3 separate regions of the Mus musculus genome follow, and all the other regions are linked to region 1. Evidence: chromatin loops called from intact Hi-C (ENCODE). Cell type or tissue: left cerebral cortex. All regions are shown on one strand. Links, peaks and the distances in the headings refer to the core of each region. The heading gives the core; the rest is flanking DNA. Region 1 overlaps Galnt5 (polypeptide N-acetylgalactosaminyltransferase 5). Region 2 overlaps Acvr1 (activin A receptor, type 1). Region 3 overlaps Acvr1c (activin A receptor, type IC).

What was found. Peaks named below come from ENCODE experiments on the same cell type or tissue, not always from the same donor. Only the 100,000 strongest peaks of a DNase experiment are listed, where the experiment ranks them.
Region 2: a loop joins it to region 1, with 4 times the contacts of the local background. A loop is called at or near these places in 6 of 42 quality-filtered maps.
Region 3: it touches region 1 in a loop (2.0-fold over the local background); 6 of 42 quality-filtered maps call a loop at or near these places.

Annotation. Positions count from the first base shown.
Region 1 is chr2:58,023,031-58,033,818 of GRCm38, reverse strand. Galnt5 (polypeptide N-acetylgalactosaminyltransferase 5) reads right to left here. Exons shown (of 10, transcript NM_172855.3): 4 at 9,098-9,233; 5 at 8,419-8,538; 6 at 7,658-7,775; 7 at 5,659-5,982; 8 at 1,632-1,712. Among named protein-coding and RNA genes, the nearest start is that of Gm33594, 20 kb to the right of the region's middle. In left cerebral cortex, for the core only: a CTCF peak has its summit at 4,260 (motif pointing left); DNase peaks (open chromatin) are centred at 2,284, 2,706, 4,253 and 6,891.
Region 2 is chr2:58,468,988-58,479,775 of GRCm38, reverse strand. It overlaps Acvr1 (activin A receptor, type 1), which reads left to right. Exons shown (of 12, transcript NM_007394.3): 5 at 1-111; 6 at 1,960-2,171; 7 at 5,504-5,603. Among named protein-coding and RNA genes, the nearest start is that of Acvr1, 92 kb to the left of the region's middle. In left cerebral cortex, for the core only: no CTCF peak of the experiment used is centred there; a DNase peak (open chromatin) is centred at 6,300.
Region 3 is chr2:58,319,819-58,330,606 of GRCm38, reverse strand. All of the region lies in intron 1 of Acvr1c (activin A receptor, type IC), which reads left to right. Among named protein-coding and RNA genes, the nearest start is that of Acvr1c, 33 kb to the left of the region's middle. In left cerebral cortex, for the core only: a CTCF peak has its summit at 5,761 (motif pointing right); DNase peaks (open chromatin) are centred at 3,411 and 6,089; H3K4me3 peaks cover 389 bases; H3K27ac peaks cover 744 bases.

The DNA of each region.
Region 1 (10,788 bases), core at 1,978-6,977:
TTGAGTTATTTTAGATGAACACAAATCCAGTATTAAACCTTATCAATTCTGACCCAAATCAAACTAAATTCCTCTACATTCCTGTCCTTTTTATTACTCAAACAAGCCACTGGCAAGAGAAGCTCAAAAGGTTCAAGAGGGTCAAAGTGTGATGGAGTTTTCTGGTAGGAGGTGGCTCTATTATTCATACTTTGGTCCCCCTTCCCAACTCATTGGTATTCAGGAACAGAAGTTGGGTTTTCAGTGAAATACTGATTTTACAGGTATGCTAAGTTCCTACGGTGATCATTTTAAAGGAGTAAATTATTGAATATTTTAATAAAGTTTAGACTAATTCTGTAGTTGGTTTTTCTATAATTTATGACTTTCTCCACTGTGAATTGCTAATAAGTAAAAATTACTTCTTTGAGTTTATTCTTTAAACTTATCATCTTCTCTCTTTCCTAATTATGAAAATGTTTCCTTGGCTTCAGGTTTATGACCCACAGAAGATTTACACTGACAGACATGCCTTCTATTCTAAGGGCAATTTGGAAATAAGATGTAGCGATGGGATGTGCTTGAAAATATAAGCCACAATGATGAAATCAGGACAAAGAAATAATTCAGCAAGCCAAGGGCATCACTGGGAAAGGATCTGTCTACCACACTATGATCTGCAATCTGGTTTGTACACATGAATCAGTGTTCCCAGGAATCTGATTTAGCATCCAAATCAGATACCATTCTCCACTGGGATACAGGTGCTGGAGAGAGCAGGGTAATCACTTGGCGCTTGCCTTCAGCACAGCAGGAGTAGTCTTTCTCTGTTTTTCTTGGCCCCACACCCTCTTCCATTCACTGTGCTCTGATTTTTGTGGTTATTTTATCAGAAGATTATTTTTTAATCAAGGATCATACTTTATGGGATGTTTCCTTTAAAATTCAGAAGAAGGAGAAAATTTGGGGAGAGGAATGGAATCAGAAAATAAAGCTGACTCCTCAGGATGTCGGCTCAGAAGCATGGTTTCTATATTATCTGTTGATAAACTTTTAAATTTATTATTCTAGTTGTATGTATGCGTGTACATATGTGACACATAGGCACACATGTCACAGCTGGTTTGTGGAGGTCAGAAGAGTAGTGTGGAATTGATTCTTTTGGTATATATTCATGTGGGTCTCAAGGATTGATCTCACATTCTATAGCAAGCCCCTTTACCCACTGAGCCATTTTACCAGCTGTATTTTGGACATTTTTGTCTTTATCACTTTATTTTTGCCAACATCTACAGAGTACCCACCATTCGAAAGTGCTTATCAGTCCCTGTGAGTAGCCAATTCATTTCAGATAGGCACTATCTTCATTGCCTCTTACAAAAAAAGTTTAAGACTTTGTATATGTTGAGCTAGTCTTGCATGGATAAAAGCCAAGAATAAATCCATCACAGAGCAAGGAATACAGTAACAACTTTTTCTGTTACTGCTTCTCTGTTGTGTGGCACTTCCTTATACCAGACTATTGATTCCACTGGCATTGAGAAATCTATGGATTTCTCCTTGATGGAGGTCAGTTGTCATGTGAGCAACAAGCATGCTTAATCACTATTCATGGCTGCTGCAAAGAGACAGAGAATCCAGGCTGAGCCTACCTGGCTGCTCCCATCGCAGTCCTCGAGGGTGACTGTGATATTTTCAATGGAAACGCACTTGCCCAAGGCCATATTAATAAGCTACGAAGCAAAATACAAAATGAGCATTAAGGACTGACATATCTTAATGTACAACGAAACATTCAGACACATTTAGACAATACAATGTAGAAGATCATAAGGTGAAAAGATGATTGATAGATTGGCAAAAGTCTGCACTATATGATTTTCTTGGTCACTTCTCTAAAAGAGACACAATGTCACTCTGTCACAGCACAGCCGTCAGTTTAAACCTGTGATTCAGTCACAGTGGCAATGGACATTAGCTAGTCATTAACTCTTTGCTGGAATGCTAAATGGAAGTGAGCAAAAGTTGGAGTAGACAGTAAGGATTTGGGAAGGGAGGGTTTGAATTGATCTCAATGCATATTTTAATAGTCCATGTCCACACCTTCCATTTCAAGCCAAGACTTAGAGGCTGTGTTCCTTGGCTGACCCCTCCAAATTATCTGATCACTTAGGTACTGGATCATAGATAAATTGAGTCCTTCAGAGAACAGCAGATTCCAGCTCATTCCCTGGCAGACTCTTTCTAATGACTCAGTCAAGCTACGACTCATTACAGGAAAGTCACGAAAGCTAAAACAGAGCCAAACATGAGGGCCCTTTCTGGCAGACTGGAGTTTTTAATGGATTTACAGGGTCAAATATGGAGGGAGCTTTCTCTCGGTTGCCATTTAATGCAGACAAGGTTGATTCCTTTGACGCGCTGGGCAGCACTAACAAGATGGTAGGTTAATGATGCAATTTAGGTTTTTCAATTTACCGGAGGTATAGAGGAGGAATTATATGTATTCCATGAAAGGCGGAGAAGCTTGGGAGATAGTGAGCATATCTGTGTCCTTTCTGGGGTGCTGCAGTAATAGAGGCCATGTTGGCTGCAACATCATTAGATTTTTATAGTGGGGTGTCTAGTGGGTTGGTTTGCACTTGCAAATGCATAGCTTAGCTTGAAGGGTAAGTAGGGAGTTGTTTGTGAGGTCAGAAATGCAGAGAGAAGGCCGAGAGAAGGACTACTGCAATGTTGGTAAGTAGGAAGACTGTTCCCACAGAAACATATGGGAATGGGTGTGGGCATGTGGGGTGTGTGAGGTGATGAGCAAGTCAGAGCTGGGACTGAGCTGTTTCCACACAAAGACCACCGTCTGCCAGTGGGTTTTAGGAAAAAAGCTTGATCTACTAGCACAGGGAGAAAATATGGAAGCTAGATTCTCTCTAGGAATCTGAAACCTCACATTGACCTTTGGCTTTGAAATAAAAATGTGATCTACCTGCTAGGGCTAGGAACCCTCACCAACCTTCAAGGAATATAAACAAACATTGGCAGTTTTAATGGTTGACATTTCTATAGTGTCTGACACAGGGGAACACAAAGTGTTTCTAGGAGGACAGATCTCCATTAAAAACAAAATCTTCAAAATGTTCCATTCACAGTTTGAAATGACAAATACACGCACATTCACCATCAGTAGGTCTGAGCAGGGGGCAGCGTGAAGGATCAAGCAATGGCACTCCAAGTTCAGGGAGCACAAGGCATAGAACAATTCTGCAGTTCAAAGAAGAAAATTAAAACCCTAATTGTTCTAAGTTTCATGTCCTCATGGCTCATTCAGAAATCCTATCATAAATAAGTTTGGAAAACTCTGGCTCCATCACAGCTAAGCAAGTTGCCCATCCTAGGACTTCTCAGATTCTTCCAGAACACAAGGTTCCAGCTCAGGGAACTGTTTCCTTTCCCAGATCTACTTGACTCCTGACCGCACAGCTAGCATTACCCAGGTTATGCTTTGGAGAGGCTTAGATTATATAGTTTTGTTGTTGCTATTGTTTTGCTTTGATTTCAAACTGTTCCTTCCTGCAGGCCTTGGAAGACACTGGAGGCTGAGGGAAAAATATCTCCTCCCTGATCCTTCAATGCAAACTATTTCAAGTTAAAAAAAAATAATAATAAAGCACTGAGTAGATTTTATACTTTCTGTGTTGAATGGTTTCATTTTCCCAATGTCAAAGGTGGAGATTTCTGACACTTATTTATGTAATTGTTGAACTTTAGGATTAGGCTGTTTGCTTACAACTTACTGTAATAAAAAAACAGTGATGATGAGCTGTTTATTGATTTAAAATATTATTGACTTTATGAAAAATTACAAAAAAAATAACATTGATTGGGCATAAAATTCAAGGTGTACAGGCTGAACGTTTGGAAAAACGTGGGTCAAGAAACAAACAGATTTTAATTTTTTTGCAACTTTTTTGTGATTGGTATTCGGTATTCATTGGAAAAAAAAAAACCTCAAAATTTTAAAATGGTAATAACACGATTGTTAGAAGAAAGTAAATGGTATCTCTTCATTAATATTTGTGTGCTTGAGGCAGAAAAGAGAACAGAAATACAAAAAAAAAGAAGAGCCTGGTGATATCTGGCGAAATGTATACACAGCATTTTCATACATGAGGGCGCAGGCATCCGCAGGCATCTGATTTTTTTGTTGAGGAGGAGAGCTTTTCAAAGACCAGTGGCAACTTACAAAGGAATCCAAAGATAGTTTGATTGCACCCTCTTGTGGCTAACGTTAAGTAATGCAGATTAAGTTAAGTTCAGATTCTCTGGAGAAATTTATTGAGCCTTTTCGTGGCCATGCTTGTTTGGAGGATGGAATGTAAAGATGCAAGTGACGTGTTTGATGTGGCTAAGGCCAATCAGTCCTTCCTACATAGTTATCGAAAGTAGCTGATGTCTACTTTGACCTTCCCCAAATCCTGCTGTACAACACTTTGTTATAAATAAGCCAGGTTACATGTATTTATTGGTTAAATTATATAAAATCAGAACAAATATTCAGAATGCTCTCCTGTTTTTACTACTCCCTCTGGATTTCTATAGTAGGGACAACAGCATCATTTTTTTTTTATCAAGTCTTTGTTATTAGGAGATTGACAGGCTGGGAGAGGGGCTGGTTTATACCTTTATTTCCTAGGAAGAGCCCTCTGCCAGTGTTCTACTGACAGGCAAGTTAGAGATCTTCCTGAACATGGAGGTGGGGCAATGAGTGAAAACATAAAAAAGTAAACTAAGAGACTAATCCACAAACATAAACATGAGCTCAAGTGGAGGACTGGCTTGTCACATGCCATCACAGGAAACTGCACTCGTGGGTGGACTCCAGGCTTTCTTTGCCCCAGGGTCTCAGCTTCTCCGAGTTTCCCTTTGCACTGTGCCCCATTCAAATTCTTTACCTCAGTTCACCCTTTGTGAAACTTCCTTTAGTGCCTTGACTATTTTTATTATTTTCAACCTCTCTACAAAAGTTTTTTAGAACCCAATTAAAGCCTGTATTTCCCCTGTACTTGAAGCTTGTATTCAACCCCGTTGAAGAAGGAAGGAAATATGGAAAGAAAATTACCCACAAGACTCTACATGAACTGACTCTCACTTCTCTACCTAGGTTTCACCATTTATCCCCTGACAGTCACATCCACCTCGCCATATCTTGATTGCCACAACCTGTCCTGAGTTGTGTAGGAGTTGTATCTCCACACCTTGCTTTCTCGGAGCTGGTTGGACATTTTGTCACAGACCTGGCTTCTAATCTTCTGACAGGATTTCTTGACAGCATGCATTTATAAGGCATCAGCATCTCTGGCCCATTCCTTCATAAGAGTCATTGAATTCTGTGTCCATACTTTGTTTTCTTATTATTCTTGTTCTCTATTCAGTGTCAAATTCCAAAGGATATGAAGCCTACATCCTGACATACTTCCTGGTCTCTTATGTGCAGTATAGGTATGTGATATTTAGTTATCAGTCATCATGACATATGATAGATTTCTTCAGATATACCTCTAACAACTCTCATCTATCTGTACTCTCTTTTAGTGTCATCTGTGCCTTCTGCTTAGAGTCATTCTTTTCTAAGCATGCTTAAAGGAGTTTCTGTTGTTTTAGCAAACGGCCTTGTTAACTTACCACACCACTAGCTCTCACAACGGGCGCCTTCAAGTCAGGAAAGACATTGTCCAAGTACCACTTGAAACTTTTGCATTTCAGCTTCTTCCGCAACTCCCTTTGCTGGGTAAGGTTGCCCACATCCAGCCCTTGGTCTATGAGGTGATCCCCATGGCCATAGAAGAGTTCCCTGTAGTCATCAAGCCAAACCTCAGCAACCCGCACCAGGTTCCGTTCCACTGTCTTCATACGGTCTTTGGGGAAGGAATATGGATTGTCGTTTCTGAATATGTGGCCCACTCTGGAACAGGGGATGATCTCAATTTCACCACCACACATCCAGACCTGGGAATGAGTCAGTTAAAAGTACCGATTATCAAGTGTTGGCTCACAAATCACAGGCCACTAACAATGCTATGGAACTCTGTGGAGACACTCTCTCAGCCTGCTAAGTAGGACTTGCAACTTAGAAAAGCATTTTCACAAAAGAAAGAAAAAAATCCAGCAGGCTTATTTAATTTTGTATATGGTAGACTGCTTTCTGGTCCATGAAACAGACTATTTCCCTTTCCTAATCATCTATGCAAATTTCTCTTTATCTCTTTTCTAAAGAACTTTTTATAGAACTCCAATATGTGCTCTTGTTTGGATTGAATCAGGAAATGGTTATTGTATTTTATAAAAAGAGAGACCAGAGTTTGGTGGAGGCTCTGTAATATGTGTGTGGGGGGGGGAAAGGGGTGGCCTCTGCGGGCCCATGCTGAGGCATCCCTTCCCTCTGAGGTACCAGTCACATGGAGATATAGAATAGAATAGAGTTTTTCAGGGCATGGGGAGTGGAGTTGAGAGAAAGGCAGAGAGAGAAAGAAAGGAGAAGAGCAGAGGCTGACCATGAGCACATGGAGAGAGAGGGGGTAGGGGAATGGGGAAAGGGGGGGGACAGGAACAAGAGGAGAAGAGAGCAAGAGAAAGAGAAAGAGGAGGGGGCAAGTAGCCCCTTTTATAGTGAGCCAGGCACACCTGGCTGTTGCCAGGTAACTGTGGGGCAGAGCCTAGACTAAACGCCAACAGTTATGGATATCTATCGGTTCACCTTCCCCTTCCTTGGGAGACTTGTAGGCTCACGGTAACCAATTCAAAAGTTCTTGGTCAAGACATCCAAAGTTAAACCCATTTGAAGAGAGAATTCCCAGTCCCATATGGAAGCTTCTGGTAGAGTTCTATTGTTCTTGCTAAGGTTTTCCTGGACACGAGCCAATGATGATGTAAGTCATTGCATACACAGCCTCCAAAGATGCTGTAGCACAGATTTGGTTTGCTAGTGGCCCGCACTGGAGGGATTCTTTCTCATTTGTATTAATCAAGATTACTCATTGCAGATATTTTCACTGCCTCCAGTGTATTAGAGAGCTATTCCAAGAGAGCCACTGTATGTCACAGATGAATCCCAGAGTAATTTCTATTAAGTAGAAATCCCATAGCTTTTATGCAGAAAAAAGAAAGTAATTCCCACATGATTAGACATAGAAACACTGCTGTGAAATATTAATTCCAGTAAATTTACAATAGTGGTTGATTCTTCCAAGATAAGTCTGGGAAATGAAACTTGATCCATAGGACCTGTACCACGGTGAAGTTCCTTCTCAGTGGCAGTCACATATATGATTGGATTGGTAAAGTGAAGCCAATTAAGAATCATAAACGCCTTTGTGTGTGCTTCCATATGTGGTGATGCTTGTGTTTACACGTATGTGGAGTGTACAGGTAACAGAAGATATCTTCCTCAATCTCTCTCCACTTTAAGTTTTGAACAGTTTGTCCTACTGGATGGGTAACGCACTGATTCAGCAAGAGGAACTGTAGATACCTTATGATCACTGCTTGGCTTTCTACATGAGATCTGAACTCAGATCATCACGCTTGTGTGCCAATCTCTTTAGCAACTGAGTCATCTCCCCTGACACTAGAATGGTAAACTTTAAAGTAATAATAATAATAATAAACAATTAGTAGTGGATACCTTGAATGATAGCTCCATATTTTCTCCTCCCCAAACATCAAGACCAGGGTCATATGTTCCAAGTTCATAAAAGTAACTTTTGTCAATGGAAAATAATCCACCTGCCATGACTGGGCACCTACAACAAGAAACAATTGTGTTAAACCTTTATCCGATGGCAACTTAGCTTCTAGAGTGGGTCCTCTATGTGGCTATGTGGGAGTTTGGAGGTATTTCTGGATAGGTACAGGGAAGTCTTGGGATGGAGCCAGAAGTTTGGCTTAGGGAAGTGCTTCTGGTTCATGGGAATTAAGTCTGATTAGGGTTGAAAAAGACATGGGTGGAACTATGATTCTTATTTCACAATTATATGATTCAATCTCTAGGGTTTTTAATGGATTCAACCCCTGGGGTTTTTTTATGGATTTCTCTGGGTCAAGGTGAAATTGGATACATTTCAAATTGAATTTGAGGGTCAGGTAGCAAACTATATTCTCAGGAAACTTTGCTTGCTTTGATAAAGTCTTGAATAGAGCTATAATTTTGTTATTGGTATTTTTTGAGACAGTATCTCACTACTGTAGCCTAGACTATCCTTAAACTTGCCACTCTCCTGCTTCTGACTCCTAGTGATGAGATCATAGGTGTGTGCCATCATGCCTAATTGACTACTATAATTCTTGCTGATTTTCAGAACAATAGAGTATAATTTTTAAAACTTATTTTCTGTCTTTACAGAAGGACTTAGGACAGTTGTCTACTCTTCAGTTTCACATACCTACCTTATTATATCTGTTTCTTTAATTCCATTTTTTGCAACAACATCTGGAGGGATTGTTTTCCAGCCAAAGTTCATGGGCCAGGTGAAGACACCTCTTTGGAAGTTGTCCACTGTCATGTAACTAATTCAGAAAAAAAAACAAACAAATGAAATGTGCAAATGCAATTTTCAAGATTATTTGTGTCTCTGTTGACTTCACTAACACAGCTTTGTGACAAGTTTAGGTTGGGGACAGTTGATGACACATATGATTCTGCATCATCACTTCTGGGAAGTTTATAGATATGATTCACACGGGTGGTTGGCTGGTAAGATCAATTCTTTCAACTTAAATTCATTTCTCAGTCTATAATGGCCATTTTAGAAGAAGAAACAACTTAGAAGAACATATAGACTTCCTGTAAAGTCTATATGGGTATGACTAGAAACTTGAGAAAAATAAATATTTGGGAGTTCAACTGACCAGCAAAGGGGATGAATATGATAATTAGCAGTTGGGGTTACTAGCAGATAAATATTGGTGTATTGGCGTACTGAATTGATAGCTTGTGAACCCAAGATATTGATCATATCTTTTCACTTCTTTGGGTAAGTAGGTCATGCTTCTTAGGTTCTAACATCGCACATGTGAGAACCATCACTCTCTGTTACTCTCTGGTGTCAAGGTATGGTAGTGTTACCTCATGTCCTTGTCATTTATGACTTCAATTACTGGACAGGCCACTTTCTTTCTATTTAAATAAACTCTTTCCAGTAGAGGTTCCAGCCAGCCCACATTACACTCCACATGAGAGTCTAGGAATGTCAGCACATCACCTGTAGAGTCGAAAAGAAATCATTGGAAAATTCAGTACAATATGGCAAGTGCATATTCTTCATCATTAAAGGTGTTAGGGATTATTCAAGAGGCATGACTGTAAACATGGGTGTTCTTTTTGCACTGAGTTCTTGGTTCTTAGAGGTTCATTTTTGTAATAATACGGAGAGCGTTCAGAGGTAGAGATTCTGTAGAATAAGCACGACTCATGGTTAGAAACAACTGACAAGCTAGTGACAAGCTTGCTTCTCTGTTGCTGTAATAAACCATGACTAAAGCATCTTGGGAAGAAAACGGTTGATTTGATTTAAATGATGCAATCACCACCCACTATTGATGGAAGTGAAGGTCTGCTCAGCTTGCTTTCCTATACAACTTGGACTGGTGCCCAAGGGTCGCACCATCCACAGTGGGATGGGTCCTCCCACATTAATCATTACTAAAAAAATAAAATAAAATAAAATGCTGTACGGACATGCCCACAGGCAAGTCTGAGAGACACTTCTTCATTTGAAGTTCCCTTCATTCTTATTATTGTTTTTACTGTCCACTCCAGGACCTGGCTGCTCAGTTAGCATGTCTTACCATGTCTAACCATGTTTGAGCAAGTCATGCCATGAAGTGCCTCTGTTCTACCCGGTGGTCTTATCTGTTTCCAACTACAAACTTGAAGCATAGACTATTTTAATTTCTACTTAGGAGATAAAGATTGGAGGAACAAATAGCTAGGGCAACGTTCCAAGGTAATTTACCTCGGGTGCCATGTAATAGTATGAAACAACTCATTACATAGCTCACGATGGGGCTCCAAATCTGCATTCCCTCCCTACCTGGCCCAGATCCTACCTAGTTGATATTCTCATTCATCTGTTGCCAGGACCTGAGGGAAGGAGCACCTGCCTAAAACACATTTTGGAATTTTTATATTGCTTTATTTGGGGAAAAGGAGAATCTCCTACGCACGGATACCATTGCTCCACATTCAGATATTTTATTTTAAAATAAAATCTCAGGATTGTGTTAGATAAGAAAGTAAGGAGTTCCATGCATTGCTGGCTCCAAGTAGTGTTTCTAATTGTGGTGGGACCATCACATGTGAGGCTGTGCTGATGCAGAGAAACTGGGGGAGGCATGAGGAAATGTGGAGAGGGGTGAAGTACATACTGTGTCCTTTTTGCTTTACCCTATTGTATGCTTCTAAGATCTGCCTAATACTCACTCTTAACAAATGGCTAGTAGTCCTTACTATGTTTTTGATGACTAGTTTAAACTCAAATTCAGACTAATTTAACCCAATCTTGTTTTAACCTGGTTAAATAATGTTCTGGTTTCTAGAACTATATACTGGTAATGCTGGCTTGTTTGTAGATGGGCTTTATGAAAAACAGCAACAATTACAAGAAGAAGGAGGAGCAGGAGGAGGAGCAGAGGAAGAAGAGGAGGAAGAGGAGAAAGAGGAGAAAGAGGAGGAGGAGGAGGAAGAAGAAGAAAAGAAAAATACTGCCAACTTCAAGTTACTCAGTCTGCCAAACACCCTTACTCCTTCATGACCAT
Region 2 (10,788 bases), core at 3,714-8,713, 440 kb before region 1:
ATGAGCAGGGGAAGATGACGTGTAAGACCCCGCCGTCACCTGGCCAGGCTGTGGAGTGCTGCCAAGGGGACTGGTGTAACAGGAACATCACGGCCCAGCTGCCCACTAAAGGTTCCCATGGCTCCTTCTATTACTAGATCAAGGGGTTTTGTGAGGGTTGCCCCAAGTCTGTGTGGGTTAAGGATCTGCGTAGCCAGAAGCATTCTTCCGACTTGCTGAGCCAGAGCTGCTGGGCCATGGAAGGTCACTCTGGGTGAGGAAGACAAAGGCATGGCCTTTGGGATTGAAAAGGAGAGTGATGTTTTGGGGAAAGTGAGTGATGTGACATGCATCCAGAGGAAGGGTGAAGGGGACGGATTCGCTGACTGCAGGTCATCACAAATGGGTGTATGGGGCATGTGTGTTTCGAGAGAAGTAGGAACACTAGCTTGGTGTCTGTGTGAAGTGCCTTTCCCTTGTTAAGAAGAAGATGAAGGAAGCCTTGCCCACCCTTCCAAATCAGATCCCTAGCCTTCTGAAACAGAAGTCAGATGAGGGTGTGTATGAGCCCTGAAGTTATGCCATTTCCCCTCATGTATTTCTTATGGATTCTGAACCCTTTGGAAGTCGGTCTTCCTCTGAAACTCTTTTTCTCATATGGTGAACTCTCATTGTCTTATCTCACATTACTGTCAATATTAATATAGGCTCACCCCAAGCCAAATTTATTCTTGTAATGTACAGTACCTCTTAATAGGTTTAATTATATGATTTTGTCCTTGTGGAAGAGGGAAAGCACAAATAGGATAAGAGAGGACACACACAGCCTTCATTGCTAGGACTGTCACAAGGCAGGAAGGAGGCAAGAGGCTGGAAACCAAAAGACCAATAGGTCACATGGCAGTTTTGAAGTTACTATGACCCCCTTTGGGTAGATAGAACAGGCTACATTGGGATATAAAAATAGGATCAAACACAAGGGTTTGAAAAAGGATTGGCTATTTGAGTAATTAACTCACAGGTCATTTCCTTATGCTCACTGAGTTAATCCTTTGCTAAAAGAAGGGATGGACAGGAAGAAACATCTGTATTCACACAAAAACCTTGCCAGCAGTGTGAAGATCCTCACGAACACATTATGCTGCACACTACGCAACACCTTTACTTATGTGTTGACTTGGTTGTGTTTGTGTGTGCGAAAGCGCAGGCACACATGGCCCTGCATTTGCACATGTGTGTTGAGCATGTCAGAGGACAACTTGTAGGAATTGGTTCTCTTATTGTGTGGGTTCCAGGGATCAAACTCAGGCTGTCAGGCTTTGCAGCAACTCCTGAGACCCTCTGAGCCCTTTCACTCTCCCAACACCCAGTGTTTTCACAGAAGACATTTCCTGGAAGGAATGTCCTATTTGAGAGGCCACAATATCTGTCACTTATTAAATCACTTTTACGAATAATTATACAGATGGTATGCACTATAGAGCACCGGCCTGATTCTCAGGACTTGGGGAGTTAAAGAAACAATATAAAGGAACCTTTAAGTAGAGAGTGGATGGCTGCAGGGAACTCTGAGACAGGTCAAGCTTAGGGAGGAGATCAGCGCTTTCTCACTGGGATATTACAGTATAGAGGCTGTTCATCAGGGCTCGTTGAAAAGCATCTTTGCATCTGAAGTCCACGTTCATAAGCGTTAACATCAAGGATTATGTGTCTCTTATATTTAAGAAGCTCTTAAGCATTCATGCATTAAAATACAGTTGATTCTTGGTGGAATCCTTTCTAAACCCCAGTTCTATTTAATTGATCACTTAAATGAGTGTCTGGGCCATTGTCTAAATGTTAGGAAGTATTTTAGTTGTGAATTGTTTTGATACGTGAGATGGTTTGGTCGGGATCAGGAGCCATTACCTAAGATATTGGTAAATAACAAAGAAAACTGTGGTCTCCACGCCTACTTACTCTTTTCTTCCCATTCTCCAGGGAAGTCCTTCCCCGGAACACAGAATTTCCACCTGGAAGTTGGCCTTATCATCCTCTCGGTGGTGTTTGCAGTATGTCTTTTAGCTTGCATCCTTGGAGTTGCTCTCAGGAAGTTTAAGAGACGCAATCAAGAGCGCCTGAACCCCAGAGACGTGGAGTATGGTACCATTGAAGGGCTCATCACCACCAATGTGGGAGACAGCACTCTAGCGGTGAGTTTGTGACCCCAGAGGGAGGCCTACGAATAACGAGATGGAGGTGGACACTTTCTTGTTTTGAATGTGCAAAGCCAACAATGACTATGCAGACATGTATGGTGACTAGTCACTGGGCTAAAAGCCAAGGACATCCGTTTCAGACAGGCACTTAAGGGATGGGGCTAGGAGATTTTAGTAGATCCTTGGTGGTGACTTTTCTTTGGAGAATGTGAGGAAAAGGGACAAAGAATAGTTGGTGGACCAGAGATTCAAAGAACTTGACGTGGTGGTCTTCAGTTACTCTATTTGTAACAACAAACATTTTTTTTAAAGGAAGCATCTTTTCATTATTATTAAGAAATCCTTTTCCCTTTAGATTATGTGCATCCGCCATAATTTAGAGACTTGACATCTCCAGAAGTAGCCATTAAGATTTTGATGCTCCAGTACTGCCCCCTTGTGGCGAGTAGTCGGCTGGTTGAACCAGGGTCCTCTAGTACAACTGGGCATAGCACATACAGAGTTTAAAATGCTTGAGTAGCCAGCTTAACAAGTAAATAGGGGGAAAAGCAAACCGTTTATACCTTTTATCATTTCAACATACAATAAAATTGTTGATATATTTGATAAGTTTTCAAAGTCAGTTACCTGGTGCTAGGAACCCCCCCCCCCCCCCCCCGAGTTTACTTCCTCAGCATAGAAGATGCTATTATTTATACATTTGGAAATTTCTTCCTGGCCCGTGAGGCGGCTCCGAGGGTAAAGATGCTCACTGCTGAGCCTAATGACCTAAATTTAATCCCCAGGACTGATAGGGTAGGAGGAGAAAACCAACTCCCACAAGCTGTCCTCTGACTTCCAAATATGTACCGTGGCAAGGCTTTCCCCCTACCCCCAACAAATAAGCAAACAAATATGTGCAATAAAAATTTAAAATTACTCCTGCATTTTAAAGCTATAGCACGATACTGTAAGTGTTCCTTTAGTTACTCTTCTAAACTTTTAGTTAACTCGGGGAAGTAGGTCACTCACCATAAGCAGCCTACTATAGAGTGCAGAAGAATAAAGTAACAGCCTTCTCCATGGATACTACATGGTTTCTCTGCAAAAGACAAAGCTCTGTGGGTGTTAGGTGCGAACAACACAACCAAATCAGCTCTTTCCTTGTCACAATCTAGCTAGTCGCAAGTCAATCAAGTTATCTTTGTAATGTGATTCAGAGCTGTTTAATGCTTTGCTCCCTCCTCATCCCAGATCGTCATGCCCGCAGGCTGGCTTCACTACCTGACAAGTCCGTAAGTGCCTGGGAATTCTGTAGCTAGGCTTCCTCTACAACTGCCTTTTGTTGCTTTTCTGGAAAAGATGTACGCTAAGCAGTGGTCATCTTTGGCTCACATGCTAGACCTGGGCAGCCATAGGTACCCCCTGTAGTCAGGTGTCAGTACGTTAATAATGCTGGATCCAGGCTGGGAACTGTCTTGCCCTGATTCCTGTCCCATCAGGGTTCTGTTTGAATGAAAGAGGAACAAGTTAGCCTGTGTACATCGTTTTGCATACCAATTTGAGTTGTGATGTGGTGGAACTGGGAGAAAGGGTGTACCTTGTTTCCATGAAATGTTTGTCCAGAAGTCTGGTTTAAGGTGTAGGGGAAAGGAGGTGGGGTTTATGAGATTTTTGTAGCAGAAAGACATGACGATGATTCCCGACAGGCAAAGCAAGATGCTAATGTAGATTAGTCAGAACTGTGTTTCTCCGAGCTGCTAGCATGTCTAATTACCAAGGGCAGTAATTGGAATATCTAGTGTAAATTACTGTTTGAATAGCTTTTAGGATTTTGAAATGGGAATGAAAGCCTGCGCCATAACAGTCTTCTCAACACAGCCCAGCCACGCAGCTGACAGAGTGTCACCATATAATGACACAGTAAGGAATAACGAGATGTCCTTATTTGCTTATTTAAACAATATGTTCATTTATGTGAGCTGACAAAGAGTAACCTTGCTGAAGCTCGCCCACGGCTGGGCCTTCAGAACTTGAGGTAGGTAGGTCTTTATTAGTCTTTGCTTGATTGCCTGATGCCCCATCTCCCAAATCTGCACACTTAATTAGAACCAAAACTATGCCTCATGGAAAAGCAACAGCTCAATGTGCAGAGGGTTTTTTTTTTTTTTTTCCCTCAAAAATAATTGAACGAATAGAGTCACCAAGCAGGGCAAGAGGGAATTGTTGGGGAGACACGAAGCCTATTTCATCACATTTTTTTTCTTCTTGATTATCCTTTTGTGACTTTTAGGGGTTCTGAATTTCTTATGTTGAGTGTTTAGCTTTTGGTAATCTTACTGATCCACAGTATCTCACGGTCTTGCTCCACAGAAAGGAGAGAAGATGAAATTCACAGAAATCTATGTGTTGCTTTAATGGGCCAGTTTATGTGTTGGGAAAGGAAGAACTTTGGGCTGGGTTAATCTTTCCACCATCACCATGGCTATAAGGCTGTCTGTGCCTTAGAGATAGTCCAGGCCGGGTCCTGCCGCTGGGCCTTTGCTGAGAGTGTGAAAGAAAACTTCATGAATGAACTAACTGGCAGCCTTTTGCCAGTATGCTCATTTGGGAAATCAATGTGCGACTCTGGTGTTATGTTTTAAGTGAAATATATATATATTTTTTTTCCTGTTTCCTTTCTAATTTGCAGTTCATATGGAAAAATGATAAGTAGGTGTTAATTTAGTGACCTGCTTGTTCATATATTACCTGAAAAAAATGAGAATCTTCATCCACAGAAACACCCACGCACACACCTATAAGTACCAATTTAATGACCCACATATTATTAGAATCTTTTCATTACAGATATTACACTTGGCTCTTCATAGTCCTAATTTGCTTGCTTCCAATTAGACACCTTTAGTTTGTAAGGCAACCGAAGTAGATCACTTGATAGACATTTAGTGGACATAGCAGAATAGATAATAGTAGACAATGCCCAGCTCTTGGTGCTCAAGTATCCCCCACCCCCATTCTTCCTACTGACTCCTCACGCACAGCCCCGTAGCCTTTCTAATGTGCGCGTTAGCTTAGCTCTGTTTCCTTCCTTGCATATTTGATTAGAAAACTCTATAGAGCTTAAGAAAGAATGACTTATCCATCAGGAAAACCTGCTGTAGGTTTCGCTTCTAAGTTTCCCAAGACATATAACTAGTCCTTTCAAAGGAGATTTTCAGGCATTTGAATGGGTCACATGTCCAGAGTTGCTGGAAATCCTGTGGGTTCCCACAGCATGTATTGCAGGACGCTGAAGCGGGCACTGTTGCTCAGTGATTTCTTTTTCTCCTTGTTTTACATCACAGGAACTACTAGATCACTCGTGTACATCAGGAAGTGGCTCCGGTCTTCCTTTCCTGGTACAGAGAACGGTGGCTCGCCAGATAACCCTGTTGGAGTGTGTCGGTAATTCTATGTTTCCCTTCCTTTTGGGCAGCAGGCAATGTTGGTTGTGATTCTCGAAGTCAGCCAGGGCTTGGAAAAGTCTGCTTCTTGTTGCTTATTATTGCTTCCTCATTAAATGCAGGAGGTGCCAAGCAACCATGTGGTTATTCCACTTCAGGGGGTGTGAGACAGCCATGGGGGTCTCTGTTCTGTGTGACTCACGGTTGAGAGCTTGCTGAAGTTGTGGTAAGAGAGTCATCCCTGACTAGAACAGACAATGCCTAGCGTGAATCCACGAGGCTGCGTTGAACAGGGGCTGACTGATCTGAAGGAAATGGGCTTCTGGATAGTAAGGTCAGTTGCTGCGTCTTCCCCAGGATTCTTAGCGTCTCCTTCCTCTAACAGGAAGAGTGAGTATGTCAAGTTACTGTGTATCAATTAGACACAAGAGCTTATGAAAATATACATTTAAGAACTCGAGTGAACCTTACTATGTTTTTTTTTTAATTAAGTGCTTAGTACGAAGACCTATATACATTTTGATAGCCTTTCATTTTTCTCCCTATGACATAGTGTAGGTCAGCATATTAATTGTGAAAAAAATTGTACTCCTTTATCCGTTAAAATTTCTAAAAAAAAGAAAAAAATCTGCTGTTGCTGCATGTGGGTATATGACGTATGTGTGTGGGTGTGTGCACGCCACAGCACACGTGGACTTTGGAGGACAGTGCTGTAGAGTTGGTTCTCACACCGTACCTTTATATGGGCTCTGGGGGTTGAACTCATATCATCAGGCTTTGCGGCAAGCGCTTCACCCATTGAACCACCTCAGAGGCCCACCTTCCTTCATTGTTCAGAATGCACACACCTCGTCTGGTGTTGGGAATTATCAGAAGTACTTTAAAAAGCGGTGCAACGGTCAGTTCGGCTAGCAGGTTAGCAGAGATGCGTGAAAAGGATTTGGCACACATTCTTTGGTCTTCTGAATTGGCAGAATGAATTCCAGGAATTGTGAATTTTTGGGTCAGGCATGATTTAAGAATAATAAAATGATGATGGTGACGGCGGTGGCGGCTTCATGAATTCCATGAGGCTGGTACAGAATGCTCTTCTAGCTTTTGAGACAGGGTCTCTTCTGGCCCAGGCAGACCCAAAACTCGGTATCTAGCCGAGAATCGTCTTTTGATGCTCTCTCCTCTCTCTCTTGAGTACTGGGGGTTATTATAAGTATACATCCCTATGGCCAAATAGAGTTTTAAAGTCCTGATTTTCAGGGCTGAGGGGATGGCTCAGATAATAAGTGCTTGTTGCACAAGCATGAAGACTGGATTTTGATCCCCAGTGCCTATGTAGAAAAGCTTGCACAGTGGCATGTATGTATGTGCCTATAGTCTCAGTGCTGGGGATGCAGAAAGGGCAAGATCTGTGGAGTTTGCTGGCCAAGCAGTCTAGGTTTATCTGTGAGCCTTAGGTTTAGTCTGAAACCTGTCTCAATTAAGTAAGTGACTGAGCCAAACACCCAGTATTAGCGTCACGTATATATACGTAGCTGCCCTCCCCTTCCCATTCCCCCCACACATGAAGGACACACTTTATTTTACACTTGATCTTAGCCAAAAGGCCGAGAAGCGATCACACTTTATTTTAAATACAATCCTCAGTTTCACTATTTGTATGTGGAGTGTAGATATTTGCAGGTAGCATGACGGGTTTTGTCAGCTTCTCATTGAGATGGTGTGTAGGAATGCCTTGTATTGTCTCACCCCTTCTGGTGAGCAGGCTTTTTGGGTGGCTATAGCAGCTCCTGCCTTCTGACAGTCTGTTTGGCGGACGCTGTCGCAGGCTATTTGATCACATTGTGAATCAGAAAAACCCTGTGGTGGTGTGGCTCAGCCCTAGCACACACCTTTAATCCAAAGAGCTTTCTTCGAATGGAATTATAAAGTCAGCCACAGGTCAAGAGGCAGGGCAAGCAACCAGTTGACAGGGAGTGAACATAGGAAAACCCAGGAAAGAGAAAGGCGGGTCTTTGAGTTGAGGGGTATCTAACTATATCATGGAGGAGAAAGAGCCTTTTTTCATCTGGGACATGGTGAACTAGGAAGGTCAGCCGGGTGCTTTCTCTGCCTTTCGGAGCTAGCAGGCTTTCACCACAGCATCTGGCTTTGGAGTCTTCATTCGGGATACCAAATGTTTGGGATTTTGTTTTAAAAACAACAGGAAGCAGCTGACCATTATGAACTGGTCCCTGCGCTTTCTGCCATATGAAGGAGGAACAGTGTCAAATCTAGTAGTAAGATCTGCAGTGGGCAGCACGGCTTGCCTGTGACACACAGGGGCCAGCAAAGGAGCTGTGGTACCTTTTCCCCAGGTCTGCACCTACTGTTCCTATTTCCCATTCTCTGCAGCTCCACCACAACTGACTAAGACTAGAAAGAGATGGAGAAACAAAACAAACAAAACAACAACAACAAAACAGAGGCACTCAGCACCCACAACCAGAATGGTTGTCTTGACGTCTAACTGGCATCCTGTTTGTGTATGAACAAGGATACCTGGGTAGTGATGGCAGGCAGCAGAGGGGCCATGCACCTGCTGCTCCTGTCTTCTTGCCCCAACAACCCATCACTCACAGATAGTCCCACATACCTCAGAGACTGGCTCCAGAGTCTTGCTCCTCTGAACTGTCTACAGTGTCGCACTCGATAGATGCTCTTCAACATTTTTCACCACTGTAAATTTAACTATTGCATTTTGGGGGTTGACATTAGAGCCTGGTGGGTGGAGAGCCTGTTCAGAAGTTTTTTGTTTTTGTGTCCAAGGTGTAGCTTGGCGGGAAAAGATGGATAGATGATCACTTTAGTTCAAGAACGTGGGGATCTGACCATGTCAACCCTTCCAGCCCTATGCATCCTCTTTGTGGGACTTTCTGGCCAGGGACTTTTGGGGAACTGTACCACTCTTTTAGTGGCTTTGACATAAGATTACATTAGCAAAAAGCATTTGACAGCCATTAAAATAGATTTCTGTTCTGATTTAATCCACCTACCATGTCGTATATTTTCTTTTCTTAACTTAAAAAAAAAAAAAAGATTTACAACAACAAACAACTTTGTATCCACAATTCTTTGGGATGTTTTTCTTGCCTTCTCAGTGAAACAGTGACTCCCCAGAGAAAATCAAAAAGTTGCAAGATGGAACAAAGGCAGGAAAAGCTTAGCATTTATTTCCTGCTTTTGTAGCTTCTGGCTTGGTGGCATCTTCAGGCAGTTAGTCCTCATCTTGAACAGAAAGGTTGAGCCACTCCTACGACTTGATTAAAATGACTTGTAAACCAAGTAGACTTTGTGTGATTATTGACAGTAGCTCACAAGGAACTCTGGCCTCTCTTAGCATCCCTTTATATTAGTCATTGCTATTGGATAGGGTTATCAGTTCTTGTCATGGAAGCTCAGTTTGCTGGATATCCGTGCTGCCACCTCTGGAGCTGGATGGTACCCAGTGCCTCACACCTGTGAGGCAGGCACTCTATCGACAAGTCGCATCCCCTGCCCTTGGAGCTTTTGTGACAGTTTCAGGTATGTCACTCTGGCACACCTGCTTTCTTTCTCTGTGTAGGGTCTTATTGGCTTAGTTTTCCAGCAGAAGATTGTACTTGTGTGCAGGCAGGTGGCACCACAGCTGCCTATTACAGCCCCGTGATGGTGCAGTCACCACATGCCTGGGCAGAAAGCCTCATTGCACTGTAGTTTCGGTTCCCGCTGCACGCCTGTCATCCAAGCCGACTACACCTCATGTTGACCCCCACTGGTTTTGAGATAATGACATCCTCTTCCCTATCTCTTTGATCATCTCTACCTATAATTAAAGAGATGACTGGAAGGGGGACATGCCCTTGATAAGCATGTGGCTACTACATAGAGGTGGGGGGAGGGGCATGAATCAGACAGGTCAGATCCCAGCTGAAGTTACCCTATTTTGTAAACTATGCTCTTCAAGTTACTAAAATGAAATCCTGAATTATATTAAGTGTATAGGGGTTTTGCCTGCATGTATGTCTGGGTATCCCAAGTATGCCTCGTGTTTGAGGAGGTAAGAAGAGGGCATTGCATTCCCTGGTACTGATGTAATAATAGAAGGGTGTGTGCTGCGTGGGTTCTTGGAATCAAATCTGGGTCGTCCGGAAGAGCCTCCAAGACTCTTAACCCCTGAGCCATTTCTTCAGCCCTCGGGTGACTTAAGAAATGTTTTATCTACCAGTTTTGTGTGTGTATGTTTATGGCGCACATATGTGACTGTGCTTTGTGGAGTCAGTTCTCTATTTTCACTTTTATATAGATTCTAGAGTCCGAACCCAGGATCACACTTGGCAAGCTCATTTGCTTGCTGGTACTGTCTTTCTAACTGCCAAAGGCTCTTTATTTTAGTGTAGTCTGAGTGTGACATCACTGGGGCACATCTAAACCAACACCCTGACCAGTGTCAGAAGTTAGAGCTCTTCTGGAATTATGTCTATGACTTTGAAACTCTGCTTTTGAAATATATCTTTCTCCAAGAAACCCCTTGGAGGTGGTGGTTCACAACCTTCTACCAGCACTGGGGACTGTCATTAATCTCCAGGATGTCAAACTGCCCCTCTGTGGGGCAAGAGGAGCTTAAATATATTCAGGCATTTGGGCTGAGAAATGCTTCTCAGGGTCCAGTGGAAAGGGGGGGAACCAGAGAAACCATCTAGTTATTTAGATATATACCCCTACCCCTTGGGCTTTTGATGCTACATTGAAATTTAGTGATCAGTAGTATGTGCTAAATTGTACTACCTTTCATGTGTTTTGAAAAACTAGATGCCAAAAGTTTCTAGCCTTTTGACATTGTGACTTTCCACTGTCATCTACAAACAGGTTGAGCTGCCTGCATAGTTAGTCTGGGGCACAAGTCAGACACCCTCAGGAAAGCAACTTAAATATAAATGTGAAGTTAGTTATCAGGTACTGTACTGACTGGAAGGCAGATTCCTGCCATGATTCAACTGGTAGGGAAAGATAGGTTTTACCTTATTTTTGTACATCTTTATAGGTGAAGTATTTGCAGTTCTAGACTGAGTTTGTCTAGCAAATAATGAAGAGTTTGGGGCATCAGGCTTTGTTTACTACTAGGAGTTTCTTGGTCAGGCTGTGTGTCCTGTCTTTACCCTTCTATACAACAA
Region 3 (10,788 bases), core at 3,100-8,099, 300 kb before region 1:
AGGTGTTATGTTGAAGGAAGGAGGAGACCTGGGGAAGGGAATTGAGGTGCCACTAACCAACTGTGTACACTAGAAGGGATGGGTTCTCCAAAAGAGGGGTGTATAGAAACTTTGAATCTATACAAATCAGGAGCTTTGGACGATGTTTCAAACTCCATAATCAGAAACAGCAGTATGTTCTCAATGTTATGGTCCTGCATGGATATCTGAAAAAGAAACAACCAATTAGTCCAAACGATGCCTCTGGGAAGGAGACCAGGGAGATGCAATTTTCATTTTAATTCTTGCTATATTATTATTATTTTTCCACATGCATTTGTGATATTAATTAAACAAAATATTTTAAAATCATAAATAATTGATTTGATTTTGCCATAGAAGTTCCTTTGTAATACTTAAGTATTAATTAAGTAAATACTTTCTGCATATACTACTTTCTTGCATGTATCGTCTTCACTCTGTAAAATGATACAAAGTAGGAAAAAAAACCGCAAAATCAATCTTGGATATATTACAGTACGTTTAATTAATTAGCATAGAGTAGCATGTGCCCTTAGGAAAGAAGACTGCAATGCAGAGGCACCTTACATGGTCAAAGGAGAGAGCAGACTATACATACATAGGCAAAGCTCTTTGTGACTGTAGTGTTGCTTGTGTATCCCTTTAGAAATGAAAGCATTCAGTTTGACAGGGGAGGGAACACTTGGGAGTTCATGAGTTCCCTTGCCCCATTAACTCTACCGTGAGGCTTACTTAACGGAGATTTTTGCTTGTATCTGCAATCTCAGGAATGCCTTTAACAAGTCTCATTTTGCTGAGTCAGGTTACTGGTCCTCTCGTTCACTATATTATCATGCATACAGCAGGCCGTCAGCATTTTCTTGATTATCTTCCATAGTCAGGAAAGTGACCAGGTCTGTCCTAATCCTCTCCAAGACAATTGCCACAACAGGAGGATGACCTCTCAGGCTATGCTGGCATTTGGTTTGTGCCTGCATTATTAGAGAAGTTGGCGTAGAGAAAGAGAGAACTTGGGACTGAGCGTCTATCTGGATAGGTCATGGACAGCCTTGCATTCAGTATGCTAGTCTGATTTTGGAGTACCAATTTCAGTTCTGGGACTGTGGGGTGAGACAGCATGGCAGCAGGGCCTGTGCGTGTTCACCCAGACTGCTATCAAGGCTATTATAAAAGACCTTCAACACGGCTGAAGGAAGGCACCCCCATGGCATCTTCAGCTCCTCCATGTGAGCAAACTACTTTGGCAGATCAAGAGATGACTTTAACATAATCATCTTAATGTCCGACTACAGTATTGATATGCGTCCAGCATGGAGAGTTAGAGGAGTGTGTTGGAGGTCCCCTTCAGTTTCACACCCTCAGGGAGCACCATGCTTTTGAGGTATTTCCTCATAGTCTCTGTGTCAGCACATTTGTTTGATGATTCTGCTCTTTAAACATTTATAGTTGGCAAGTTCCGCGATAATTACATACTACTAAAAAGGAAGATCTTTTGCAATATTTACATTTCAAAATCTTCTTAAATATTTTGACTTGGGAATACTTCACCTGTTTCCATGTTTTAGTCTTATAAATGACAAGAAACTCCAAATAAACTGATCATTTTGTCTCAAAGGAGAGTTCTACATACAATCTCAAAATTAACCAATATTTTAGGACTATACAGTTTACCTAATTGAACTGGATGTGGAGATTATATTTTATCCATCACCTTCCCCTGATTTAAATATATGTATTTTATTTTTTTTAAGGTTATAATATAATAGCATTAGCCCCTCTTCTCTCACCAGCTCCTCCCATGTACTGCCTACCTTGGTCTCTTTCAAATTCATGGCCTGCTTTCTTAGCTGTTGTTTATACATACACATACATGTTTACATACATATACATGTACACATACATATACACACATCTATATATATATCTCTGTATATATCATCTATCTCTATACTTATCTCTATCTGTATATCATCTATTTCTATCTGTATCTATATCATCTTTTTCTACTATCTATCTATTGATCTATCTATCTATCTATCTATCTATCTATCTATCTATCTATATCTCCCCAAATATATAAATATAACTTTCTGTGCCTGTAAAATGTTACTTGTATGCATTGTTTTCAGGGATCACCATTTGGTATTGGATAACCAATTGGCATGCTCTTCACTGGGGAAGAATATTTCTCCTGTTCCCAGTATCATCCCTTGTTTCCAGTAGTTCTTCATCTAGGATGGGGTACTCCTGAGACTTCCCTGCTCCGTGTTAGCTTGTCTATTGGTCTTGTTATTGTTCAGACTTTGTTTTGGCAGCTGTGTTGGTGAGACATTATGGGTGTAGCTACTTTACCATTTCTAGGAAGACAAACTCTTAGAGCAAACTTCCTGTTCCTTTGTCTTCTGCAATCTTTTTGCCTCTCCCTCTGCAATGATCTCTGAGCCTTAAGTTCCCACCAATTTATAGTTATTATAATTTATAAAATCATTTTTAGTTTGACATCAAGATTACATCTTTGAATTTGCTTTCTTCCTTGAATATTAATGGGATTGGCAGGTTTTTTATTTCATTTTTGTTCATATACTTTGTTCATTATTCTGTGGAAATGTTCGTAAAATCTAAAAAAGAAGCCAGCTAATTGAGAAGGAGAAATTTTAGTATAATATTGAGTATGAGAGTCAGTTTTCCAGATATTTCTACCCTCTGATCATAATCCGGTGTTACTGTTTTGCAGCGTTTCTGTTGTTTTTGAACCACTGGTTTTATTTAATTTATGGTACTATGGCTCTAAAAGCAAGAGTTAATCAAAACTAGAAAGATTTTCCAGAACTCTGAAAGTTGTATGTTAAGAAGTGAGGCTTGGGTCATGACCAAAGAGCTGGGAATCCACTATCTGTAATGGTGGAGATTAAAGTTGTAGTTTTAATTTTTTGAGACACATGAAATGTATTGTCTATATCATTTAATCTTCAAAACAACCCTGTGGGATAAATTCCCTCCTTATCAGCAGTGTGGAAGACCAATTTAGAGAGGAGCAGTACCTATTTAGGCCACAGGACTGGTCTAAGAGGGGCTCAGGATTTCAATCATGGGCAGAAAGTTTTTCAAGGCACACTGTCCTTAGTATTAAACCTGGTGAAATTCTGACTAAGTTGGACTCAACACAGACAGGAAGACAGGGTTTTTCATTTGTTTGTTAGTTTTCTAATGATTAGTTTTGTGTTACGTTCATTTATACCAAAGAGGCAGAACAATGTAGGGCAAGCTGTTCCACTTTCTCTGGCTGAGACAGAGCCTGAGCATTCGCAGAGTTCCATTTTTTCTCTGTTCTCTTGCCTGTGTATCTCTAGGCAAGGGCAGTTATTATGTTGAGTGATATGTTGATAGACAGAGAATCCAGGAGAAACCATGTAACTTCATCTCCTAAAGTGTCTGTGATCATCCCTAGAAGTCTGAGAATTATATTTTTAGAAGTATTTTTTTTTAATTACGGATTTAAGAAGTTTACCTCCCACTCATCAGCTCCCACTCCTACCCATCTTCATTGCAGATAGGGCCAGGAGCTGATACCCTTTCTTTTTGCATTATATAAATTCTTGTGAGTATCCAGGCTAGATCTATGAGCATTGGGGTCAATATTTGAAAGAGACATGGGATCAGTACACATACATACACACACACACACACACACACACACACACACACACACACACACACTTCTCTAATTACTTGCCCTACTCTTCCCGTTTTAACTCCTCCTGTGATGGTTTGAATATGCTTAGCCCAAGGAATGGCACTATTTGGAAGTGTGGACTTGGAGTAGGTGTAGCCTTGTTGGAGGAAGTGTGATGATAATGGACTGACCTCTGAACCTGTAAGCCAGACCCAGTTACATGTTGTCCTTTATAAGAGTTGCCTTGGTCAGGGTGTCTGTTCACAGCAGTAAAACCCCAACTAAGACACCTCCCTTGTCATTCTTTGCCTAGATCCACTTCTTCCTTCAGAGAGCTCCCTGTTATTTCTCTACTCATCTCTTCTTGATCATTGCAGGGAGTGTACATGTGAATTGTGATGTCTCCATCACATTCCTAGGGTGACCATTTCAGGAAGTGAGCCCCTGAGAACTCTTGAGGACTACTTCCTCCAGCCCTGGAATTTAACGATGAACTACCAATTGATCATCTGCCTCTCCTTTACAATGTTAATTTCTTCTTTGAAGCAAGACAGGCATTCATTCGTCTTCTTACTGTCTTTATTGTTAACTTAGGAGTGGATGCCAGCTTTCTCAAGCCCACAGCATATGTCACACACTCCTCTTCTCAGTGCATCCACACTCTTGGGGTCCTCTCCCATTGGGTTCTTGGGTTCTCTACACTTCACTGGATTAAGTATCAGGTGGTGACCTTTATGACTTCAGAGACCTCCAAATGATGAATTCTGATGATTAAGTTCAGCCTGGTCAGGGTAAACTCTCTGGAAACATAATTCTTCCTAACCTGTGGTTCCAACATGGGATGTCCTTGATTCTCTGAGTATATTCTCACACACAGATACTGCTCTCATGGTATGGCAATACCAGATACCATTGCATGACACATTCATCTCTTATAGTTGCAGAATCTTAGACCTTATCTTAGTTAGGGTTTCCATTACTGTGAAGAGATACCATGACCATGGCAACTCTATAAAAAAAATGATAAAATTGGGTCTGGCTTACAGTTTCAGAGGTTAAGTTCATTATCATTATCGTGTTCCCACCATGACAGGCAGATGTGGTACTTGAGGAGCCAATATCTCTACATCTGATCTGAAGGCAGCAGAAGGACACTGGGCAGACCTAGGCATGTATAAGACCTCACAGCCCATTTCCATAGTGACACACTTCCCCCAACAAGGCCACACATGTGATTAGTGCTACACCTTGTGGGCCAAGCTTTCAAACATGTGAGTCTATGGGGCCATCCCTATTCAAACTACCATAGACCTGAAAGGGAACATTCATGATCATCTAAGAATACCTTCTCAGAGTGACTGATTGAGACATCATCTTAAAAGACTATGTGACTAAAGCTAGGCTTATAACCTTACATCTAATTTGGCTTTTACCTGTCATGGCTGGCACAGGGCTCCTGAAATGCTGCGTTCACTCTCCCATGCAATAGTACATACTCTTGCTTGAAACTGCATTCTGCTAGAGAGGACATTAATTACTGATTATTTTCCATGGAAAAATATTAAAATTGTATATTGGTATACTTGTAAACAACAATTTATCATCAATTAAAGCATATATGAGTAAATTATTTCTGCTCCTGGTAAAGCAACAAAAAGGTTAGGCTGACCAAAAACCAGGATTTGTACCCTACTTCTGACAGAGCCTTTACTGGGAAATTTTGTTTCATCAACTTGTATTTGAAAATAGGAAATTGAAATAAATTTAACATTTTTAAAGGATAGCTAGTATTGGCATTTGAAATTTTCCAAAGGCAATCCCTTGATCTTGGACTTAGAACATCCTTATTTCTGAGATACATGTCCCACCTTACCTGGTTGGGGACATAACTGAGGAGAAGCAGTTTTCCAGAGTACATGCAGCTCACACTGCAGTGGTGGGATTCTAAGGTTTCAACAAAGGGGAATCTGGGATATGACATTTTATTGTTCGTGATCTGAATAGAGGCCACCAAGGTGTAAAAAGTGGCCCAGTGGCCTGCATACTGCCTTTGCAGCCACTAGGTGGTACCCAGATGCCCCCGAAATCATCCCATCCCTGCAGTCAGTTCCCCTTGGCTGGGCTCTGAGGTAGGAGACAAAGAAAGCAAGCCTGAAGTTTGCGAGGTGGGGACAAAGAGGTGTTCTGCAGTGCCCTACATGGCCCTAGGCGACTCGCGTCCAGGAGGCTCGGAGCCTCTCTTTGCAAGCCAGGGGAAAGGATTGAACATTCCCCGTGGCACAGGCCCTAGGGCCCCCCGTGGAGGCTGGTGACTGGGACACCGGAGGTGGCGATGGGGTGGGCGGCAAGCTGGGAGTCTCTTCCAGCTGGAGAGTGGGAGTGACAGAAGCCGCTGACAGGGAGGGGGCAGGCGAGACACTCCATGCCCGTCTGGTGGGCGAGGGTTGCCGCGGTTTCCCCGGCTGCTGTGGTTTTCCTGGCTGTCTGACAATGGCAGAGCTGACTGAAAAGAAGGTTTTCCGGGTCCCCGTCCAATTGCCTTGAATTTCTTGTCCCCAGCCCTAGCAGGTTGAAGCAGTGCCCCACCTCAGTGTTTCAACAGCCTGTATTCAAGCATGCTTGTTGTAACACACCAGCCCTTACACCTAGTGGGCAAACGTCCTTTAAGGCATGCTATTAACCTCCGACCTCCCCCATTCTCTTTCTTAACCCAGGGCTTGGGCTATAGCAAAAAATAATTTTAAAAATCACTTCGAATGAGAGAAGATTTGCCAAGATTTAAGAGAAGGGAGAAATTTCAAGTAAAACATGAGTTTACATGTATGTAAGTATGAATTTGATATAGAGAGATTTGGAGACCGCTAATAACAGTAGTCATTTTGGAAATGTGAGGATTATGGGTAATTTACTTTCATTTCAATAGCATGCATATTGCTGGATTTGTTTTTGACAAGGAGAGAATCATAAAACCAAAAAGCCAACTACTCATGTTAGAATTCTTGGGCTTCTACCCCTTGCACAGCAGGAAACAACCAGGCAACCAAACAAGCAAAAAGAGGAGGAAGAGGAGGAGGAGGAGAAGGAGGAGGAAGAAGAAGGAGGAGAAGGAGAAGAAGAAGAAGGAGGAGGAGGATGAAGAGAAGGAGGAGGAGGAGGAGGAGGAGGAGGACAGGGTTAACAGAAAGCAGGCCTATGAAGTGGGGAAATGATGAGGGCTTCCATCTTTGCAAATGCTTTCACAAGTTAGAAAAAAAAATTAAGATTCACAGGAGATGAGCACAATCAACCAAAATCTTACCCAACAGGAAACCAAATAAATATTTGGAAAACAAAACAGGTTTAACTCCTTTAACTTGGAAGTGAGGATTAGTATAAGCTACAACTGTCACGTGTCACCTTATTTAGATTGCAGGGAACCAAACGCTGACGCTCGTCCTGTGGTGCTTTCATACAATACCAGTGGAAACTTTCACTGGAAAGTCCTTTCACAATAGCTATCAAGAATGTCTAATGTTGCAACCGCAGTCTGTGATGCCTGCCTAGCAAACGCTCAGTGCAGGGTTATTTATTTGCAAAAAACTGAAAACAATCAAAATGCCTAAAAATAAGAAAATGCTGTCTACTTCCATGTTCAGTGATGACAGCTCTATGCGTTCCATTAGATGATCATAACAAAGACAATGTTGTGATCGTGCCGTCAACGGAAGAAATGAATGTATGAGCAGCACTAAGTTGTGTTAATAGATTCACATATGAACAACTCATGTGTAAGACTGGAAGAAAACACGTGGTGACAAAAATAACTATAGGTTGTATGATTTTTAGCTCTGAATGCATATGTAGTTTTCAGTTTTCTACAAATTGTAGTCCAGCCCATCCCTGTAGTCCAGCCCACCTCTGAGTCCAGGCCAGCTCTGTAGTCTAGCCCACCTCTGTAGTTCAGCCCACCTCTGTATTCCAGCCCACCCCATAGTCCAGCCCACCCCATATAGTTCAGCACACTTCTAGCACACCGGTATCATACAGTGAGACTCTGCTGTAGGTGTTGGGAATGTGCTTGGACAGAAATGGAGAAGGCATTATGCTTTGTAACATTTTCATTATTCTGGAACAAATACAACAAATGAACTAATTATAGATTTGTGGGAAGAACCGAGAAAAGCAAGGAACAGATTCCTGATCAGGGGGATTTTGGGAGATTTTACCCAGGTGGAGACATCTGAGCTGAGGCCTGAAGAATTAGAAGGAAGGGGAGAGGTGCTTCGGGTGAGGGTGGGAGGAGTCACTTTATGAGACATACAAAGGAGACTAGAGATCTGAACCTAAGGTTAAAAAGGCATCAAGAGCTCAGACTTTCAGCCTGTGGACCTCTAGCACTGTTGACTTACTTTATTGTAGACATGACTGGAGACAACTGAGCATTGCTTGTGTCCTGAGCAGTGGACAGTACATTTTAAAGGATGGAGGGAGAGTAATTGCTACCCTAAGAGTGTGTCAGAGGAACAGTGTCTCCTGATGAGAATGTGTGTGGCTTTCTGACGAGATACTCCAGATTGGGTACTTCCTGTTGTACAAGACTACTACTAAATCGAGACTTGGTCAAGAGACTCAAGAAAGTTTGTGCCCTCTCTAAGGGGAAACGTATTTAGATAATTCCGCACTTTGCAATCACCACACTGGTCCCACCCTGGCTACCCAGCCTGTTACCCATTGGTGTCTTACTTTCAATGATCTGAAGGAGTTGACTGCCATCTTCCCATCTAACATTTCTATTTTGTATTCACTTATTTTAAGGGATATTTTAATAGGATCTACACAAAAAGTTTTGTCACATATTGGCTAACTAGGAAATACCCCCTAATTGCTGACTTCTGTATGTGGCATATTGTAGGGTCTATGAGGCTAATACTCTAATCTTTTTGAGACAGATCCTTGAAAAGAATCTATGCTGATAAGCAAAAACATGCAAATGAGAACTCTCTGGTTTTTAAATTGCGTTATGATCTCATGTCACCATAATTATCTTTTCTATGCCTTGTGACAATTTTGAGGCTATAAGTAAACAACACACTTTGGCCTTACTTACACATTATATTTTGAAACATTATTCGGAAACATTTTTCTTTCTGCATGAGAGAATCTGGAGTCCTCAGATGATTGGGTGTGGAACGCACAAGCTGCCTTTGGTCTTGAGTGTGTGATCTATGACAGTGGGTATACTATGTATGATTAAAGGATTAAGCATCTGTCTCTGAATATCTAATACCACTCACAGAGCCTGCAACACCTTCAGGTTTCCATCCTTCCCCCTTTATTTCCTTAAAACTTGAAGAGAATGGAAAGAACAATGTCTTCTCATTTGATGTTACTCTTTTATTAGGTAGATGGTCTTTAACATCGACCAGAGAAGTTTGAATGGATACTGAAATAGCAGGGCTCTCACACTACCTGAAACATTAGTGTGATTTGAGAGGATCAACCTTGCCTTCTTTGGGTGCACATATGTTTCAACATCAGTGCTATCTTCCTCTCCATGACAGATAAGAATTGCTAAGGCCCTTACACCGAGATAATGATGCAAGCTCAGAGCAACAGAAACCAGGACCTCTGTTTGGGGTCTGGAAGAGACTAAGAAATTTGACTAAGGCCTGAGTCCTAGCAGTTAATCACATTTTATTAAATACCATGTTTCCACTGAGGAACTCCAAATGGTCAGTGCGTTGTGCTCTTCCTGAGCCTCATGGCTAGAAGTTAAATCAGACTTCCCAGATGGGCTCCCTCTTGGCAGGTATTGCACTGCTTCTGAGCAAGCAGGGCATGGCTTCCTGAGTTAGAGGTATAACTGCCACATTGAACAAAAGAACATTTTCTCACAGATAGCCCAACAAATAGAGTTTCTCTGTGACGAGTTTGTATTAAAAGCCCTTTAGGTCAAAGCGATGCGTTTCTGTTGGCCATATTTCTTTAACACTGTTTTCTTTTTAAGTCTTGTTTTCTCCTTACCAGTAAGGAAGGCAAAGCCAGATATGGTTGTATGTACCTATAGTCCAAGCCCTTGGGAGGCTGAGGCAGGAGAATTCCCTAAATCCAGTAGTAGCCTGGGCAGTGTAGTGACATAGTAAGATCATTCTAAAAGGGAGGCAGGAAAGGACAACAGGGAAATTCTGTTCAGATTCTCTACTGCCACTTGCCTTGTGTCTTTCCTGTGCACTTTCAGCTCTTTGATGAGCTTGGACTATTCCCCCTGTTATTTTAGAAGCCTACAAACGATGAGCAGGTCACATCTAAAACACACTCTCAATTAAAAAAGAAAATCGGTCTTGATAGCCTGGGATAAAAGTGGAGCTAGTGGACAAAGTAAACTAATTATTGGGGAAAGAGGCATGAGTATGGAGTCAGATGTTCGAGGTGGTCACTACATAGTTCAGCACATGGTTTCAAGATGTAGGAAACAGGTAAGATAAAGCTGATATACTGAAAGGACTATCCCAAATTATTTGTCAAAAAATTGTCTTTTTAATGACATAGGATCTAAAGACACACAACACACACACACACACACACACACACACACTTTGTAGCTTAATAATTTTTACACTTTGGTCAACAGGGTATGCTAGTCATCATGTGTAAAAATGGGTGAAAATTTACTTTCTGTTTGATAAGGAATGTGCACATCCTTTGGTAGATGTGGGTAACAGATGTCTTTTGGGTAACAGATGTCTTGGCTTTTATAGACTAATTGGCAAAGAGGGAGAAAAAGGGAGATAATTAAAGGGGTGGGAAGAGACACGAGAAAAGTGCAGTCCTCATGTTGGGAAAAGGTCTAATAGACCTCCTTATTACGGATAATTGCCTCTTTCTTCAACTTCATTTGCTGTCTTATACCATATGACTTAAGTACATTGGAAGGGAAAGTATAAGATAGAGAACTACAAGGAGGGGCTGCTATCTGCTAACGACCAGATTTATCCTGCCATGGAATATTCTAGAAGAACTGACTCAATTAGCATCAGGTTTAAAAAAGCAAAATAGGAAAGCATAAATCAAATCAATAATGGCAACTTCCATTTTAATTGGCAGCTTAAGGTTCT